Linked DNA regions of Homo sapiens: region 1 is linked to region 2. The links are chromatin contacts, found by POLR2A ChIA-PET in ENCODE. All regions are on one chromosome and are shown on one strand. Each heading gives the region's core, a stretch centred on a gene start or an enhancer-like site at or near the end of the contact. The rest is flanking DNA. Distances are from core to core; before and after follow the strand shown.

What was found. ChIA-PET counts read pairs that join two places held with the same protein, here RNA polymerase II (POLR2A).
Region 1: POLR2A ChIA-PET joins it to region 2 with 12 read pairs in HepG2. The contact joins the enhancer-like site here to the promoter of AKR1C3 in region 2. POLR2A ChIA-PET finds 5 or more read pairs at or near these places in 2 of 52 experiments (HepG2 and activated CD8-positive, alpha-beta memory T cell).

The regions. Positions count from the first base shown.
Region 1 is chr10:5,233,350-5,236,952 of GRCh38, forward strand. No RefSeq gene overlaps it. Among named protein-coding and RNA genes, the nearest start is that of LINC02561, 36 kb to the right of the region's middle. Within about 2 kb of position 1,267, at least 3 of the 41 ENCODE cell types and tissues checked have a DNase peak (open chromatin) inside an H3K27ac peak, as active enhancers do.
Region 2 is chr10:5,092,435-5,095,899 of GRCh38, forward strand. It overlaps AKR1C3 (aldo-keto reductase family 1 member C3), which reads left to right and starts at 1,980. Exons shown (of 9, transcript NM_003739.6): 1 at 1,980-2,094. The coding sequence starts at 2,011. It overlaps LOC124900291 (U8 small nucleolar RNA), which reads right to left and starts at 1,109; the gene lies at 974-1,109. RefSeq lists an enhancer at 1,823-2,117.

The DNA of each region.
Region 1 (3,603 bases), core at 17-2,516, 140 kb after region 2:
TTACATACATGGGAAGGTCAAGACATTATTAGACTTAATTCCAAGTTGTCTTCAAAAACATCCTCCTTTTTTCTCTTGTATCTCTGCATTTTATAGCTTGCTTTTTGTCCCAGTATTTACATTGGTGGAAAATATGACCATGGGACAGTTCAAGACTCAAGGTCGTTAATACATGAGAGTTCTGTAGACCTTCCAATATCCACTGGGTCGGGGGACTGAAAAGAACATTGATTGACACTGTTATGCTCTTTTATCTGCCTTTGGACCATCATATGTCCAAAGGTATAAGAAACTGGTTGTCTACCCTGGGTCAAAACTGCAATCCAGTATTGCTGAACTTTAAGGTTAGGTAACTACTGCCTTTCCCAGTGAAAAGCATTTCCACAAAGCAACATACAGGGAGCAAGAAAAAGTAACTTAAGTCAACTAGGAGACCCCATAAGAAAATGGTATTAGTACATATAATAGATGCAAGATGTTAGATAAACCTATCTTCTAAAGACAATTCTAACAATTCTGTATGTAAAACACTTTGCAAACACCAGTATCTGAATCATTGCACCACTTTCCTCGTGGAGGTTTAATGTCCCAGGCCTAGATTTAGCTGGGAATACAGCTATAGGTGGGGACATCAATTTATGATGGTGGTAAAACCACTGCTTCTAAGTATTCGTTATTCTTTTCCAAGTGTGATATTGGCCCTTCAATTTCCCACAGTGGAGTCGAGTTTCAGATGTAACTTTTAGTAAGAATTTAAAGATAGTTTGGAGAATCACAGAGAACAAAACAGAAAATAACTTAGAACTACCCAATGTGGCCATGCTCAGAGCTCAGTTTCATTTACTTCAAATATTTACTGCACATTGACTATGCATTAGGTGAGTGCAAAAGTAATCGTGATTGAGCAATTGGACTTGGCAGCCTGTCTTGACACACCACTGTGCTGAGTGTTTGAGGAAGTGTTTCAACAGATGGCTGGGGTTAGTGTGTGTCATCATATTTGAGCGAGGATTAAGAGAAGGCAGGCTGCCTTGCTGAAGCTATGTGGTCTTCAAGTGAGAGTTGCAGGCAATAGAACTACTTTCCTTTTGGAGTAAAAGGAGGAATTCATTTTCAGTAGCCACAAGAAAAGTTTTTTTTTTTTCCAGGGTGGCTGGCAAAATGGCCAAATAGTAACAGCTCCAGTCTGCAGCTCCCAGTAAGATCTACACACAAGGCGGGTGATTTCTGCATTTCCAACTGAGGTACGTGGCTCATCTCACTGGGACTTGTTAGACAGTGGGTACAGCCCACAGAGGGCAAGCAAGCAGGGTGGGGTGTTGCCTCACCTGGGAAGTGCAAGGGGTCTGGGAACTCCCTCCCTTAGCCAAGGGAATCTGGTAGGGACTGTACCTTCAGGAATGGTGCATTCTGGCCCAGATACTACACTTTTCCCACCGTCTTTGCAACCCACAGACCAGGAGATTCCCTCGGGTGCCCAAGACACTAGGGCCCTGGGTTTCAAGCACAAAACTGGGCAGCCAATTGGGCAGACACTGAGCTAGCTGCAGTTTTTTTCATACCCCAGTGGTGTCTAGAATACCAGCGAGACTGAACCGTTCACTCCCCTGGAAAGGGGGCTGAAGCCAGGGAGCTGAGTGGTCTAGCTCAGTGGATCCCACCCCCCAGAGCCCAGCAAGCTAAGATCCACTGGCTTGAAATTCCCACTGCCAACAACAGCAGTCTGAAGTCAACCTGGGATGCTCGACCTTGGTGGAGGAAGGGGCATCCACCATTACTGAGGCTTGAGTAGGCAGTTTTCCCCTCAGTGTAAAACAAAGCCACTGGGAAGTTCAAACTGGGCAGAGCCCACTACAGCTTGGCAAAGCCACTATAGCCAGACTGCCTCTCTAGATTCCTCCTCTCTGGGCAGGGCATCTCAGAGGCAGCAGCCCCAGTCAGGGGCTCATAGATAAAACTCCCATCTCTCTGGAGACAGAGAACCTGGGAAAAGGGGCTGCTATAGGTGCAGTTTCAGCAGACTTGAAAGTTCCTGCCTGCCGGCTCTGAAGCGAGCAGATCTCCCAGCACAGTGCTTGAGCTCTACTAAGGGTCAGACTGCCTCAAATGGGTCCCTGACTCCCATGCCTCCTGACTGGGAGACACCTCCCAGCAGAGGCCAACAGACACCTCATACAGGAGAGCTCTGGCTGCCATCTGGCAGGTGCCCCTTTGGGATGAAGCTTCCAGAGGAAGGAACAGGCAGCAATCTTCACTGTTCTGCAGCCTCTGCTGGTGATACCCAGGCAAACAGGGTCTGCAGTAGACCTCCAGCAGACCTGCAGCAGAGGGCCCTGACTGTTAGAAGGAAAACTGAAACAGAAAGGAATAGCATCAACATCAACAAAAAGGACGTCCACACAAAAACCCCATCCAAAAGTCACCAGCATTAAAGACCAAAGATAGATAAATCCACAAAGATGAGAAAAAAAACACAGCAAAAAGGCTGAAAATTCCATAAACCAAAACACCTTTTCTCCTCCAAAGGAGCACAACTCCACACCAGCAAGTGAACAAAACTGGACAGAGAATGAGTTTGACGAATTGACAGAAGTAGTCTTCAGAAGGTGGCTAATAGCAAACTCCTCCAAGCAAAAGGAACACGTTCTAACCCAATTCAAGGAGGCTGAGAACCTTGAAAAAAGGTTAGAGGAATTGCTAACTAGAACAAACGTTTAGAGAAGATCATAAATGACCTCATGGAGTTGAAAAACATAGCATGAGAACTTCGTGAAACATACACAAGTATCAATAGCTGAATTGATCAAGCAGAAGAAAGGATATCAGATTGAAGATCAACTTAATGAAATAAAGTGTGAAGACAAGATTAGAGAAAAAAAGAATGAAAAGGAACAAAGCCTCCAAGAAATAGGGGATTATGTGAAAAGACCAAACCTACATTAGATTGGTGTACCTGAAAGTGACAGGCAGAATGGAAACAAGTTGGAAAACATCCTTCAGGATATTATCCAGAAGAGTCCCCAACCTAGCAAGACAGGCCAACATTCAAATTTAGGAAATACACAGAACACCACAAAGATACTCCCTCGAGAAGAACAACCCTGAGACATAATCGTCAGATTCACCAAGGTTGAAACAAAGGAAAAAAAGTTAAGGGCAGCCATAGAGAAAGGCCGTGTTACCCACAAAGGGAAGCCCATCAGACTAACAGCTGATCTCTCTGCAGAAACCCTACAAGCCAGAAGAGAGTGGGGGCCAATATTCAACATTCTTAAAGAGTTTTCAACCCAGAATTTCATATCCAGCCAAACTAAACTTCATAAGTGAAGGAGAAATAAAATTGTTTACAGAGAAGCAAATGCTGAGAGATTTTGTCACTGCCAGGCCTACCTTACAAAAGCTCCTGAAGGAAGCACTAAATATGGAAAGGAAAAACCAGTACAAGCCACTGCAAAAACATACCAGATTGTAAAGACCACCAATAGTATGAAGAAACTGCATCAACTAATGGGGAAAATAATGGGCTAGCATCATAATGACAGGATCAAATTCACACATAACAATATTAACCCTAAATGTAAACAGGCTAAATGCCCCAATTGA
Region 2 (3,465 bases), core at 730-3,229:
TTGATGGTGTCCTACAAGCCCTTTAGGGTCTGTTCACATCTCTTTACTCTTTTTTTTTTTTTTTGCCTTAGACTCAAGGATGTAAAATATCTTATCCCTAAACATGTAGATTATATCTTCATTCTGCTCAAATTGCTGTTGAAATCCTCTAGTGAGATTTTCACTTCAGTTATATCGTTCAGCTCCAAAATTTGTTTGGTTTATTTTGTATAATTTCTACATCATTGTTGATACACTCATTTTTCCGTATATGCTTTTCCCAATTTCCTGTAGTTCTATTTCCATATTTTTAATTGGAAATTTTAGCATATTTAAGATAATTGTTTTAAAACCTTTCTCTACTAATTTCAGTGCTCATGGTTCTTCAAAAATAATTTCTGTCAACTCGTTTTCTTTCTTATAAGGGACTGTGTTTTCCTGTTTCTTTATATACCTTATTATTTTATTTGAGCATTTCAAAATATAGACATTTTTCTAACTCTATATAGATTTGTTCTGTGTCATGACGATTATCAACTAATATGCTTGGTATGTTCTTAGTCTTAGCATAAGCCCAACATAAAACCCTAAGGCCTTGTCAGCAATTTTCTGAACTTGTATCTGCCTGGACTGTGTGTGCCCATTAGTAGTTCCCCCAAATACCTACTGGCTTTTGAATAGCTTACTATTTCAAAAATTCACACCCCAGCTTCCCCTCAATGGGTTAGACGGACTATTGCACGTCTCTTCCCCTAATCTCTTGCCCTTGGCATCATACTACATTTCTACTCAGCACCCCCATAAATAAATAAGTTTATTTTAGTCAATTTCAGATCACTTCTTGACGCGTCCATGAGACAAGTAGGGGCCTTTTGATCCACCATATTGCTGAAATCACTCTGTAAAAGCTTTCAATGATTTTATATTATATTGTATCAATGTATAATAATTAACTTATTTCTCAACTTACTTTTTGGTTATTATTTGAGGAAAAGTAAATAGAACGAAATCAGGGCATTGCAAGTTCTGACAACTCCAAGATGTTGATAATGTATTGTGCAAACTACATTCATCATGTTCTAATCTGCCCTCCAAAGGAAGGAACAAGTGAAAACTATCCCACATGAGAATTATTCATCCATTTATATGTAATTAATTTCCAGTTTTTCCTTACAAATAATGTTTAACAAGATGACAGATTATATAAAATGGTTATCAGTTTTTTGGCTAGTTACTTCTTGATAGTCTGTAATAAACCTGGTTGAAGAACAAATACTATTAAGGCACTGCTTGCATATATTAAATGATGTCCAAACTCCAAAAACTGTTAATAATTAACACTCCAATAAAAACTACACCAGAATTTCTTTTTATTTGCACCCTCATCAGGATTACAGCTTTATCAGGACTGCATCTTCTTCAGAAATGAATATTTCTCTTACAACGCAAAGAAAGAAAAATCAAAATAAATTTTCTGATTGAAAATGTAAAAAGGCAAATATTTTTACAGTTTTAACTTTAATTTTTTATTGAGGACCAACTATTTGAAAAATTCTCATTAGTCATTCCTTTAAATTATGTGTATGTGAGAGAAAGACGTAAGATGGTTAATTATTTCAAATGATGCAGTATAAAGAAGGGGCATTATCACGGCAGAAACGAAAAAAGATATTTGTAGCTGGAGGTTTTTATAGTCTAACATATGGTTGCTATTTGTTCTACAAATCCTTTTGAATAATTTAATATAGAGATTTAGAATAGAAAATAATACTTTAGATAGAAATTAATGAGTTTATTATAACCATATATTATAATAATTTACTTAGGAATTCTCTTTGATAAGAAACAAATGAACTGAATGCAATTTTCTCCACAGACCATATAAGACTGCCTATGTACCTCCTCCTACATGCCATTGGTTAACCATCAGTCAGTTTGCAGGGGTGGGGGGAGGGGTTTCCTGCCCATTGTTTTTGTAATCTCTGAGGAGAAGCAGCAGCAAACATTTGCTAGTCAGACAAGTGACAGGGAATGGATTCCAAACACCAGTGTGTAAAGCTAAATGATGGCCACTTCATGCCTGTATTGGGATTTGGCACCTATGCACCTCCAGAGGTAAGAATAATTCCTTTTAGTTTTCGGATTTCAAAAGAATAAACCTAGTAGAAGTGAAACCCGTATTGGGTTGTAAGGTTCGTGTTCCTACCTTACTCTGGATGACTCACTGGTCTAGGTTTCCTAGGCTAGGAGAAAAAAGTAGGCAATCCTTGTTCTGCATTGAGGTCCATTCCTATGGTCACGTACTGCTTATTTTTCGTTTGTGCACTGTTTCTTTCTTCTGTTCATGTCTAGTTCCCAGCTTGGCAGAATATGTAAAACTCAGTATTGAAGAACACTGTTGGTCATCTCCCTCTGGTGGAGATTAATTGCAATAGGAGTGATTTCTCTGTTTCTACAACTGAAGAAATCTTTCCATCTTCCAAGAACATACGATCCAGAGAAATACTTATAGCAAAAATTACTGGATATGGTGTGCACAAAACTGTCGGCAGAGTATCACTGTTCTGATGGGCGGCAGTGAGTGCCACCCAGTATTACCGGACCTGGACTAGAGTTTCCACTGTACTATTTCACTTTTAAAAAGAACTTCCTGAAAGAAAAAAATACCACCTCATTTTAAGTAAAATCTAGAACCTAACAAAGGAAAGTCTAAATTCTTAGTCCTTTTTTGTATGCATCATATTTGTATCAAAGTGGTAGGAGTGGTCTTCTGACACAAAAATGAACAAAATGGAGACCTCATTTTCTAGATAGAACTTGTATTCCAAGACTGTCCTCAGGCTACTAAGTGTGTGAATAGGAACTAATTATTGAAATTTGAGTCTCTCACTTTATCGATAAGTTGTGATGATCTACAAGGATACATTTTCTAGACCAGTGACAAAAGTGGTTTAATTTTTAATATAAATTGGCATGGGCAGGAAATGAAAATAACGACACAACTGAAGCTCCAGCCTTGGTAAACCTTTGAGTGTTGGCACACTTAAAGACTGCTCTCAAAAAAGATTTAAAAAAAAAAAAAAAGACTGTTCTCAGGAGATGGCGGGGAGACCGTTATCTAGTTCCTTGTAATTTCAACGAAACAAGAAAGCTTCTTTAAATACATGTAAAAATGAAAACAGTTTATTTATATTTTTGTCATTAAAAAATACCTTTCAAATCTTTATCCAAATTTGGTCAATAAGTCAGTAATTTTAAATTTCACTGGAATTCTGTCTTTCCTGAAAGAGATAGCCTTATTTTTTATGGCAGAACTGTACCTTAGTAAATTCTTAACAGATTTCAGTGAATTTTTAATGTACAAATCGATATCCTCAGAGTATACATCTTTACCCCTAGTGTTCAGTTCTGTTGTGTAGCCAGAATGACTATGCAGAAAAGACTTAATAGACTACTATTCACAGATGCTTTATTTCCCAAGTGAAC